2 separate regions of the Homo sapiens genome follow, and region 2 is linked to region 1. A link is a contact called in ENCODE Hi-C or POLR2A ChIA-PET data. All regions are on one chromosome and are shown on one strand. Each heading gives the region's core, a stretch centred on a gene start or an enhancer-like site at or near the end of the contact. The rest is flanking DNA. Distances are from core to core; before and after follow the strand shown. Region 1 overlaps DIAPH1 (diaphanous related formin 1). Region 2 overlaps DIAPH1 (diaphanous related formin 1).

Evidence for each region. Hi-C counts contacts between places; a loop is a spot of excess contacts on that map. ChIA-PET counts read pairs that join two places held with the same protein, here RNA polymerase II (POLR2A). Pooled maps may share reads with other maps.
Region 2: a loop to region 1 is called in a pooled map, with 3 times the contacts of the local background. The contact joins two enhancer-like sites. A Hi-C loop is called at or near these places in 1 of 168 maps with a recorded cell type or tissue (gastrocnemius medialis), 3 of 37 single-sample maps with no recorded cell type and 11 of 50 pooled maps. POLR2A ChIA-PET finds 5 or more read pairs at or near these places in 3 of 52 experiments (MCF 10A, OCI-LY7 and activated CD4-positive, alpha-beta T cell).

The regions. Positions count from the first base shown.
Region 1 is chr5:141,526,321-141,532,582 of GRCh38, forward strand. It overlaps DIAPH1 (diaphanous related formin 1), which reads right to left. Exons shown (of 28, transcript NM_005219.5): 20 at 3,283-3,377; 21 at 2,852-2,953; 22 at 2,382-2,621; 23 at 2,133-2,262; 24 at 1,253-1,377; 25 at 1-141. Among named protein-coding and RNA genes, the nearest start is that of DIAPH1-AS1, 29 kb to the right of the region's middle. Within about 2 kb of position 3,636, at least 22 of the 41 ENCODE cell types and tissues checked have a DNase peak (open chromatin) inside an H3K27ac peak, as active enhancers do; they include OCI-LY7 and gastrocnemius medialis, where a contact is called at or near this core.
Region 2 is chr5:141,601,368-141,607,629 of GRCh38, forward strand. The region is part of intron 1 of DIAPH1 (diaphanous related formin 1); the gene reads right to left. Among named protein-coding and RNA genes, the nearest start is that of DIAPH1, 15 kb to the right of the region's middle. RefSeq lists an enhancer at 4,269-4,348. Within about 2 kb of position 3,129, at least 26 of the 41 ENCODE cell types and tissues checked have a DNase peak (open chromatin) inside an H3K27ac peak, as active enhancers do; they include OCI-LY7 and gastrocnemius medialis, where a contact is called at or near this core.

The DNA.
Region 1 (6,262 bases), core at 2,386-4,885:
AAGATCCATGAAAAATTCTTCAACAGACAACTTCTTGGGGTCAAAGAGGAAGTACTCGCCCAGCTCCTTATAGAGGGTCTCCATGTTAGAATGCATCATCCGCAGCTTGTTATACTGTTCCTGTGCATCCTTCACAAAGCTGTGCAGCCAAGGAGTAAAGGACCAAGACCAAGACCAAGAAGCAGACCCACTTCTCTAGCCCAAGGAATTACTCAAAGATGAGTACTGGCATGCAAAGGGATGTTCAATACAGCACTGTTTATAACAGCAAAAACCAAAGCCATGTAGGTACCCCTAAATAGGGGAATAGTAAACCATGAACTATGGTACACCTATAAAAAAAGAAGGTGGCAGTTTAAACTGTTGTTTGTTTGTTTGTTTGTGTTTGTTTGTTTGAGACAGGGTTTTGTTCTATCGCCGGGCAGGAGTGCAGTGGCGCGATCTTGGCTCATTGCAACCTCCACCTCCTGGGTTCAAGCAATTCTCCTGCCTCAGCCTCCCAAGTAGCTGGAACTACAGGCGCGCACCATCACGCCCAGCTGATTTTTTTGTATTTTTAGTAGAGATGGGGTTTCACCATGCTGACCAGGATGGTCTCCATCTCTTGACCTAAAAGGAGGTTTTCTATAAATACTATTATGGAAACATGGCCAAGACATATGTGCAAAACACAATACAATGCAGTTTTTGTTTAAAATAAATGTATGAGGTGCAAATCAGAATAAAGTCCAGTGGCAGTGGTTACCTCTGGGGAGGGGAAAGAGAGGGAAGCATGTGTGAGCGTGTGTAGTGGAGACGGGGTACAGGCAGGGGAGTTGGTGGGACTTTTATGGTTGATCTGCATGGTGTGCTTCTACTCCACAACAATGGAATGCTCTCAGGAACTATGCAGCCTGGGCAACAAAGTGAGACCCCATCTCTAAAGAAAAAAAGGTTACAAAAAGTTTAGCAGGGCCTGGTGGCACATGCCTGTAGTCCCAGCTACCAAGGAGGCTGAGGGGGTAAGGATCGTTTGAGTCCAAGAGGTCAAGGCTGCAGTGAGGCGTGATGGCACCACTGCACTCCAGCCTGGGTGACACAGAGAGAGCCTGTCTCAAAATACTAACAAACCCAAAAAACTATGTATTTAAAGAAAAAGAGTTTTTTAAGAGAAAAAAATTGCATACTGCCCTATCTATCCTGTTTTTCCCCCACTACAGGAAGTTTTCTTTCCCTTCCTAGGGAACAACTCCCTCCTTTCAAGAGAGGATATGGTCATTTTTTCAACAAACTTGTCTTTTTCATCTGTGGCAGCTGGGAAATTCTGAACATCACGTTCCACATCAGAAATTTGTTTCTTCATCTGATCTAGGTTCTTTTGCAAGTTTTCAGCAGAAACTAAAAAAAAAAAAAAAAAAAAAAACCATAAAAACAGACAGCAAGAGCTTACTAATAATCCCAGCCTCAACACCCCTTAGTTTCACCTTTCAGAGCATAGCTTCAGTCTATACACACATTCTGGTACTTAATAATTTTAGTTCCTTATGTACTTTAGTTGTGTCACATACTTAAGTTTTCATCTTTCCAGTGAAACTATAAATTATTTGATCATTGAACCTCCAGCCTTCACAAGGTATGCAGTACTAGGAACAGAAGAGAGACTTCATTTAATTTAACATGAATCTATGAAATCCCCTGAGATCTTGGTCTCATTTATTTTAGAGAACAGGGTTTGGGAGGAAGGAGATATACATAGAAATATAGAGGCGGGGGCAGAAATCTGTTCCAATTTCCAGTGAATGCTGCTTTTTCTTTGTCTAGTTCCAGGACAGTGAGGCCTAATTTTTGTTAATGTAGTCTATGTTTTCTTAATGAAAAGAACTATTAACCTAGACTAAAAACACCTGCCTTTCTAGCTGTTTTTTGGTGTTTGGTGTTTCCTTAGGAAGAGAAAGAGTGCTTCCTATTTCTACACATAAAGATCTCTCCTCAGCCATACGCTCTGCCCTTGTGACTTAGGCACCATGCCTAAATCCTATCTCATTTCCACTTGAAATAGTCTGAACTGAAAATGCTCTCACATCTAGACTGTGTCTTATTTCCCTCCCCATGCAGAGACTTTTGGGCTCTAGCTTCATTCCAAACTGCCCCACCTCGGCTGGCTTTCTCCACATGGGCAAGCTCGTCTGGAAACTTGAGGACATCGGGATAGTCATTCTCACACAACTCAGCCAAGAAGTGTAACAACGTCATCTTCTGATCTGTGGACTTGGTGTCTCGAAGCTTAGAGAAAGAGGAGAAACTGTTAAATCCTGACATGTCCAAGATGGCCTCCTGCCAACACTGAACTCATAGAGGCTACAGCCTTCCTTGTGTTGTCCTGCCCTACCTCTTTGGCTCACCTTACAGAGGAAGCTGATATTGAAGCCAAAAGCACCAGCATTTCTGGAGCCAGCATTCATGTAATTTCCAACAAGCAAGGTAATCTCTAGGAGATTGGAAAAGCTCTCACTCTTACGTAACTCCTCACATGCAGCAGTGACAGACACAATCTCTGGCTTGATATTCTCCACTTGCTCGCTGAATTGTAGCTTGAAGAGAATGGCATTGAGGCGAGGCCGCAGTCGGGGCACAGTGCCCATCTAGTAAAGAACACAAGCAGTTCCATTACAGTCAAAAGAGGGGGAAGTCAGAAAAAGATACACGCTTGAGCCTCCTATGGGAGGATCACAGCTCCAGAGCAGGGAGAAGAGAGAGATTAAGACAGGTTCAAAAACAGACAAGCGGCAAGGAGCATATGCCCAGGCTGCTCTCTAGAGGGGAGGGGAATACAGGAGGTGGAAAACCGCTTACTGCCACAGGCCTCACTCACCACCACGCCAAACTGCTCTGACTCAGCCAGGTCATCATATTCATCCTTCAGTTCAGAAAGCATTTTTAACTGCTCTGGCTCTGGCATTTGCTTAATGAGGTTCTGAAAGACAGAAGAGACATCTCAGCTGGAGGGGAATTCGCTAACAACTCAAGCCTAAACAACTTTTACTCTGTTGTCAGTCCCACACTCTGCTCAAGGACCATACAGAAAGAAACATATGGTGGGAGAAGAGAGGCAGCTACTGAGATGGGGGTACTTTTGCAAAATATACCAGAAGTAATCTGACCACCAGAGAAAAGGCAGTTTCTCAAAGCCAGCATTCATAAGTCAGCAATGCTGGAGGAGGATCCTCTTCATCTACACAGAGATGAGGCCAGTGCCCAGCGACACAGAAGAGCCTGCTCCAGCAGAACCACCTTACTCCTTACCTGGATCATAGACTCAGTCAGAACAGCCTCATTCACCTCCAGGATGACATTCTTAATCTCTTGATAGGGCATGCGGAAGGAACCCAAAAAGATTGCTGCCAGAAAATGAGATATTAAGACATGTTCTTCTCGGTCTGTTCCCGCTTCCAACCCATCCTGCAAACCTATGCTGGATAATCTTCCTAACAGGGCTCTTTTAGGCCAGGCACAGTGGCTCATGCCTGTAATCCCAGCACTTCGGGAGGCCAAGGTGGGCGGATCGCTTGAGCCCCAGAGTTTGAGACCAGCCTAGGCAACATGGGGAAACCTCATCTCCACAAAAAATACAAAAACTAGCCAGGCGTGGTGGTGTGCACCTGTAGTCCCAGCTGCTCGGCAGGCTGAGGTGGGAGGATCACCTGAGCCCAGGAGGTCAAGGTTGCAGTGAGCTGTGACCGCACCACTGCACTCCAGCCTGAGCAACAGAGCGAGACCCGTCTCAAAAAAGTATATATACGTCAAAGACTTTCACCCCACTCTACTTTAGTTCCCCACTCTCAGGACGTGATCCTCAAAGCTGCCTTGACCTTAAACCACCATATCCTATTCCCTAACAAATACATCCTGTTTTTTCAACTCTCCCTTTCTAATCTCTCACTTGACTCTTCAGCCTTATCAGGACCTCTCTTTCCAGTCTCCTGACCATTCTGTTTTCACTGATATATCAGTTCCACTCTGCCTTTCCTATTTCATTAGGAGCCTCTAAACCATCAGTTCATTTGCTCTCTACTATGACTCCCATTAGTATTATTACTCCTACTATTACCTTTCTTTTGCTTCCTTCTCCTTCTGGGTCCCTGGTCAGTCTAGCCATTTCATTTCTCTACTCTGACACCTAGGCTGATGCGGACTGGAGTCTATGAATTTGCAGTAGCACCAATGATAACTGGGGCCTCCGCGCTGTTAGCAATTCTCTTTGTGTGTCCCAATTCCACTTTCTCCCACCCTTCTTGGCAGGTCCTCCAACATATTCCCACTTTCCCCACTGCCCCACCACTTCCCCATTTGTTCCAGGAAGACCCTGCTCCTCTTCACTGAGAAAAATCAAAGCCACTGGTCAAATTACTTGCTCAGCTTTCTCTTATCCTACTTAAAAATAAAGCACTAGGGCTCTTGGTTAGAGCCAGACTAGAAAAGACTCAGATAAGCCTTTTGGAATCGCCTAGAAGAAAACTATACCAACATTTTCGTAAGCTTATAGGAGGCATGTGTTCATATATTTACGTCTAAGTATATATACTCCCATGTACTCATCCTTTCCTCATGTGTCAACAGAAGAGGCAGCCCCACAGACCTTTCCCTTCATCATATATACATAATCAAGTTTTTTAAATCTTACTCAATGTTCCTCTCTAAATTACCAGTTTCTCTTTCTTTCACTTTATAGCAATCTAAACTAGCCTATTCTCTCTCACTTCCACGACTCTGATTTATTCCATAACCACAAAGCCAATGAAAAGATGGCAGCCACTTAGAGAATATACTTTAAGTAAGACACCAACCTGCTACCTCTCACATCCACCTCCCCGAAAAGACAATCTGTTCCTGCTGAATTTTCCTATTTCAGTAAATGGTACCACTTTCCGCAGAGTGACCTAAACCTCAAAGCACCTTCTCCTTTATCCCAAGTCAATCACTAAATTCCATTAATTTTACCTTCTCTCTCTCTCTCTCTTTTTTTTTTTTGAGACAGCATCTCACTCTGTTGCCCAAGCTAGAGTGCAGCAGTGCAGTCATAGCTCATGGCAGCCTGGACCTCCCAGCCTCAAGCAATCCTCCACCCACCTCAGTCTCCCAAGTGGCTGGGACTATAGGCATGCGGCACCACATCTGGCTAGTTTTTTATTTTAATTTATTTATTGCTTGAGATGAGTCTCACTCTGTCACCCAGGCTGGTGTGCAACGGCATGGTGTTGGCTCACTGCAACCTCCGCTTCCCGGGTTCAAGCGATTCTCCTGCCTCAGCCCCATGAGTAGCTGGGATTATAGGCGTGCTCCACCATGCCCAGCTAATTTTTCTATTTTTAGTAGAGACAGCATTTTGCCATGTTGACCAGGCTCGTCTCGAACTCCTGACCTCCAGTGATCCACCTGCCTCAGCCTCCCAAAGTGCTGGGATTACAGCCATGAGCCACTGCACCTAGCCTAATTCTACCATCTTAATATCCTCTCCCTCTCTTATTCTCATCACCTTAGTTTCAGGCCCTGATCACATCTCACCTAGTTTAAAACAATGACATAACTCATCTCTGCCTATAGTCTCCCCTTACCTTAGCAATCCAGCCTCAAAATCACTGCCAAAGCAGCCTTCCTAAAAATTACACAGGATAAAAAGCAATCCAGCCTCAAAATCACTGCCAAAGCAGCCTTCCTAAAAATTACACAGGATAATCTCACTCATTTTCCTGATTTAAACTTTACTCAGTTGTACTCAACTACTTGCAGTTCCTGAACTGCACAATGTTATCTCATGCTCTCATACATGCTGATCCCTCTCCTGAAACAAGCCAACCTTCCCGCCTTCACTTAATTTTTTGGTTTTTTTTTTTGAGACGGGTCTTACTCTGTTGCCCAGGCTGCAGTGCAGTGGTGCAATCACAGCTCACTGCAACCTCAAATTCCTGGGCTCAAGTGATCCTTCTGCCTTAGCCTCCTGAGTAGTTGACTACTGGCACACGCCACTGTGCTCAGCTAGTATTTTATGTTTTGTAGAGACAGGGGTCTTGCTTTGTTTCCCAGGCTGGTCTTGAACTCTTGGTCTCAAGCAATCTTCCCACCTCAGCTTCCTGCTGGGATTACAGGAATGTGCCACCATGCCCAGCCTCCTTAATTCCTTAATTGGTCTTTCAACTCAGTTTAAGTAGTACCTCCTTTAGAATATCTTCTGGGATTTGCCCCTCCAACACTGCCCCCACTTGATTTAGATCCCTCCCTTCCTAGT
Region 2 (6,262 bases), core at 1,879-4,378, 75 kb after region 1:
AACCTCCGCCTTCTAGGTTCAAGTGATCTCCTGCCTCAGCCTCCCGAGTAGCTGGGATTACAGTTGCACACCACTATATCTGGCTAACTTTTCTATTTTTTTAGTAGAGAAAGGGTTTCGCCATATTGGTCAGGCTGATTTTGAATTCCTGACCTCAAGCGATCCATCTGCCTCAGCCTCCCAAAGTGCTGGGATGACAGGCGTGAGCCACCGCACCGGGACTATATTAGAACCTTCTTAACAGATCATTTGTTGTAACTTTTTCTGTGAACCAGACTAAATTGCATGAGGGCAAAATCATGTCTTATTCAACTGATGTGGCCCACATTTTAATAAATAAATTTTAAAATTAGCATCACTACAGGTTTAGGAGCATCATCCGAAACAGTATATTTATTCTTTCATTACTCTATTCAAATTGAGAAAAGTAAGGAAAAGTTTCAATTCAAGGTATATGACAGTACACTATGATTGTTACGAATAGCTCAGTAAATCAAACCTTCAAGAGTAATGTCTTTCCTTATGAATGAGACCAAGGAACCTTGACTGGAGCCCACAGGACAATAAGCCCTCAATAATGACAAAGTCTACCTATGGGTAAAATGGGAAATAAGTATCACTACAGCCAAAAATAATTTCCTTTCATATCCTAATCTACCTACCCAGAAAGAACAGGTAAGGTAAGGCATATGTCACTTAGAATCATGCAGAACAGAGAGATAAGGGTCCAGCTCTGATTAATTTCTTTATTCAGGATTGACACAGTTCCTTAGGGTACTGAGGCAACAGAGGGTCATAATAGGATCTTGAATTCAGTTACCATTGAGGCCTGATCTAGCTTTGCCACAAAAAAAAATTTTTTTTTTTGAGACGAAGTCTCACTCTGTTGCCTATGCTGGAGTGCAGTGGCGCAATCTTGGCTCACTGCAAGCTACGCCCCTGCGTTCAGACCATTCTCCTGTCTCAGCCTCCCGAGTAGCTGGAACTACAGGCGCCCATCACCTCACTCGGCTAATTTTTTGTATATTTAGTAGAGACGGGGTTTCACCGTATTAGCCAGGATGGTCTTGAACTCCTGACCTCGTGATCCACCTGCCTTGGCCTCCCAAAGTGCTGGGATTACAAGCGTGAGCCACCACGCCTGGCCTTTGCCACAAAATTTATCACATTTCCACTAAAGGAATGTAAAGTCAGGGTAAGCTTTTAAAAATCGACCACAGTTTCAGTCTTCCTATCTCTAGGGTTCTGTTGTCTCAGAGGACTAGTATGAAGAATAAATAATAAAACAGATATAAAGCACTTTGTTTTGCAAAGTACTTTGTAAAAGTTAAATAATATATGATGGAACCACTGAAACTGGCTAGTTTCCCTTCTTCAATTCCCACTCCTTAAACAGAAGTCAGTCAGAACTAAAGAAAATGAAATAATGGACAACTTTAAATGCACAGAAGAACTTTCCCTTCCATTTTCAAGGAATGGCCCAAAGACAACAGCAATTGAATCAACATTTCATCTAGCATTTACAGAGAAACAAACTAGATTCTGACATCACCACTTATTGGTGCCTGCAGCCTACACAGGCGTTGTGTAGAGTTGGAGTACCCACTTCAAAAAGAAAATAAAGGAAAGAAAAAGGGTACCTCAGAGGAAAGGAAGTCTAGAAGAGGGGCACAAAATGACCAGGAATTTAAAAATATAAACTATAAACCTAGAAAAGCTAAATGTGTTTAAGGGAAAGAAGGCTGAAGATTACCTAGCAGTCCCCAGAAATGGAAATGATAGGCTCATGTTCTCCATGACCACTGAGGAAAAAGTGCTGAAGGATTAGGTAAGACTGTAGCAGCTCCTCCATTTGGTTCAGAGTGCCTCAGCAGCCCCACAGCTAAACTAAGCACTGGAGAGTTAAACTCATTAGTTCCACAATGTATACATATATCAAAACATCATGTTGTATACCATAAACAATTTGTATGTCAATTATACCTCAATAAAGCTGAGAAAACATAAATAAATAATAAACTTGTTAGAATTCATACAACAGCCAACAAAGGAAACATAGTAAAAGACAGTCCAATATCTTTTATTCCTAATTAAAAGAGTTCTATCAATCTACCCCTGCCTTCCAAAATCAGCATCTTTTTCCTAACCCCACCCGGGAACAATGAAAGATTCTAGGCAGTGGCCAGTGTCAAGCACAAGTTAGAAATGCCGTATAAAGAACAGTAGTAACTGTAGTCCATTCTGTATTTCAATAATTTGCTTATAAATTTGAAATAATTTACTTATAAATGTAAAGCAACTAACTTAATGTCCTGCACAACTGTCTAAAACTGTTGGTGAGTCTGCTTTCCAATAAACCTTATTTCCCAATTATAATTAAAATGAGGGGAAAACTATCTTAATATTAGAATTGGATCCTCTAACAGGTCCAAAGTATCACTTCTCTAATAGTTCAAGAAGGCAAGTACCTTGGGGAAAGGGAAAAAGTAACTTTTTGCCTACAGCTCAGCTCATCCTAAAGCCCTGCAACTGGCAGCCGGCATCCTAGGTAGTTGATAGCCCAGAGGGAAGGAGGAAAGGCCACGCTGGTATCACTATTCCAGCACAGCAGAACAGGTAGAAACCGGGCTGAGGATGCTGCATTCCTCCAAGTCCATCCATACAAACTGCCAGTCCTTGCACTATAAAGCACACATGGTTTGGGCAAACAAGCTGCCAACAGAGAAAGTGCTCAGAGTCTGGAAGTCCTACTTTCCTATCAAGTATCACAAGGTGTAGCAGGCACACCGGTATCTTCTGCTGTTCAGAAGGTGAAAGCCAGCATGCATAGTCTGTCATTTGGTGACAGAACAGTAAGCAAAGCTTCCTTCCTTTCAAACATTCTAAGGTTCCAATACAACTTTTGAATACATATACAGGAAACAAAACATAATGTTAACCAATTTTTCCAAAATTTCAACATATTTCTCAAGCTTCAAATATTGATACTTGCTCTTCCTTTCTTACTAGGCCTCTCCCTCTGCTGCCTAAGCTTAGAGAAGACTATGATCACTCCTTTAAAAAAAGGGGTGTTGTCCATTCATTTAGAAATAGTCAGTGACTCAGGAATGCTGTTTCCCAATCGCCGTAGCAACTGTCTTCTCCTCCCATGTTATGATGTGAGTAGCAGGACATCTACTCTTCCTCAAGGGTGGGCATGTGTGTGACACACCCAAAGCCTAGCAGACAGCAGGAAGTTTCTGCAACTGCTACCGCTTCTACATACAGGCACCAAGTATGAGGACACCTTGTTTTAAATCCCATTCCTAAAGTCCTTTCATTTCTAAATAATCTCTTTTTTGTATCCTCACACCACTCCTGAATACCCAGAAATAATCCTACCCCTACTGACAACCGCTTAACTAATCCAAAAATTATACTACTACTCAATAAGCCAGACTTGATCCTACGAAACCACAGAAAATATTTTTTGGCCCGGTACACATTCAGAATAAGATTTTGAAAAAATCTTAGGGAGGAGGGGAGATGAGCATGAAGATGAAATCTTATTATTTCTCTACCACCAGAAATATAAGTGTTAAAATAAGGTTGTTCTGATACTTCTAGCAATTGTACTTGTGTTGAACTATGTTCTAACACAAACACACACAGAATTTCATGCCAAAGTACTTAGGATCTAAAGAAACTTCCATATATCATGTACTGTTCTCTTTGGTTCTAACCATTAAAAAAAATTAATTTCTGAAAAACAAAGTATGGGACTGTTTTACTCTTTTTATATACATTTGTATTTTCTTAGAAAAAAACTATCACTTTTAGAATACACATACATTTCCATTTCAAATTAAGGTGGCAATTTTCAAAGATTAGAAAGCTGGAAAATTTTTATGACACTATTTTAAAAGCAAAAAACATCTGTAAACTATAAAGGCAATGTTGTAAAAATATTTGTGCATAGAGATAATGACTAAAATATACAAAGACTGTAAAATAAAAATGAAAAATAGAAATTTAGGGTTCTTACGTATTGTTTCAAAAATATATATGTGTTTTCAAAAAAAAAGCACACACAAAAAATCATTAGCACATCATCTAAAAGCAAAACATCATCATCCAATTACCATAGGCAAAATGCCTATCAGTATTTACTCTTCTCCAGTGGTATTTTGCTTAAGGAAACACTCCTGACAAGGCACAGTTACAAAGTTTAGGTATGACAATGCAATGTGAGAAAGAATACTGAGAAGAATATTAGTGGAGTCTAAAACCTAGGTCATCTAATTACACGACTTTGAGCAACTTAATACCACTAGGCCTCAGTGTCCTCCTAATTTTAAGAGGCTGGGTCAGATCATTTCTAGGGTCTCTTCCGACTCCTTAAAGACTATACTTAGGTACTACTGCTCTTTTTGAGGGCAGCCCAATGCCTGCTGCTTGCCTGATAATACATATCCTACAGTGGCTTCTCACCACTTCTTCTTGCGGTTTCAATCACAGGAAACAGACGTCACCCACAGACCTAGAAGTAAGTAACGAACAGCCCTGGCGGATGCAAAGAGCTGCCAACTAAGACCAACTCCCATCTTTTAAAAATACAAGAATCAAGAAAGAAATCACTAGAGACCTCTAAGCCTGACACACATCTTTCACAAAAACTAAGAAAACTAAAAATATCCCTCTAGGCCCCATGCAAAATGAAATAATTTTAGAATAGTCCAAAACTATTTTGCTTCTATTGCCAAATGAAGGAACTGAAGGAATTCTTATAGCTCTGGGTGGGAGTATATGTGCTTATGAAAAAAATGGTGCACTCCTACTGCCACTAGTACTTTTTGTGGATATCCAGACATACCCTGAGGACTTGAAAACTCTTCCTTGTTCTCTTCATTTAATACTCAATGTAAACCTTTCTGTAGCCATTAAAGATCATATTAATAGATTCAAATAATATGGGAACTTAGCAATTATTCACTTTAAATGTATGTAACAATCCCTAAGGGCACTGAGTCAAATCCTGCTTTCATTTTTATTTATTTATTTATTTTGAGACAGAGTCTCGCTCTGTCGCCCAGGCTGGAGTGCAATGGCACAATCTCGACTCACAGCAACCTCCACCTCCTGGGTTCAAGCAATTCTCCTGCCTCGGCCTCCCGGGTAGCTGGGACTACAACTGGGCACCACCACGCCTGGATAATTTTTGTATTTTTAGTAGAGACGGGGTTTCACCATGTTGGCCAGGCTGGTCTTGAACTCCTGGCCTCAGGTGATCTGCCCACCTCGGCCTCCCAAAGTGCCTGCTTTCATTTTTAATAATAAAAGTTGATAGCCTTACACTATGTAAAATAACATAAGAGTTTTTTTTAATCCTACAGACATGTTCTTTCATTAAACACAAGTCAAAACTATCTCTCCAGAGATGAATAATAATCTCTTCTCAACAGAGTTCTTCTGGTCACATATAGTTACATTAGTGATTCTCTCTGCCCCATAGTTACTTTGGTGAGAGAGAATTAATGTTTTCAAAACTGTCAGTCTCCTATATTAGATCACAGAAACAGAGAGCCTTGAAAATAATCAAGATTCCCAAGGCTATTAAAAAAAAAAAAAAAGGAAGCAAACCTTAAGATGAGAAAAAAGAAAAAGATTCCCAAGGTTAACATTAAAACTAAAATATAAAATACATAAAGGATATTAACTAACATGAGCTAAATACTACCACTACTCTTAGAAACCTTACAATCTAGATGGGAGATAAGACCCCAAAATAAGATATAAACATATATTTTTGCATTCAAGAAAGACAGAAGAATACTTCAAATAAGTATGCAATCAAAAGCTAAATCGTACTGTATTAAAGAACATTTAGAAGAAACAACAGGGCCCAAAGATAGACTCAGATTGTTTCAACAATGGCATTACCTATCTGAGCCCATAATTTTCTTATACATCCTTGAGATCCAGCTGAAGAGTCACGCCTTTTAAAATCTAATTTCTGAAAGTCTAAAAAGATCGATGTATTAAAATTGGTAAGGACTGAAAATCAAATAAACTTAACTTTTTAAACTCCATCTACGTAGCGGAAATAACTTGCTGAAAACTGACCTTAACACTATTCCTTCTTGGATATTCCAATGTACTTACTGTCACCACCACTTATCACATGGCCAAAAACGGACATCAACATGTATTACAACCTGTTACAAAATGTTAAATTTCAATCCTGCTTTCTGCAGGTTTTTATAGAAAGGGAACCTTAAAGCCC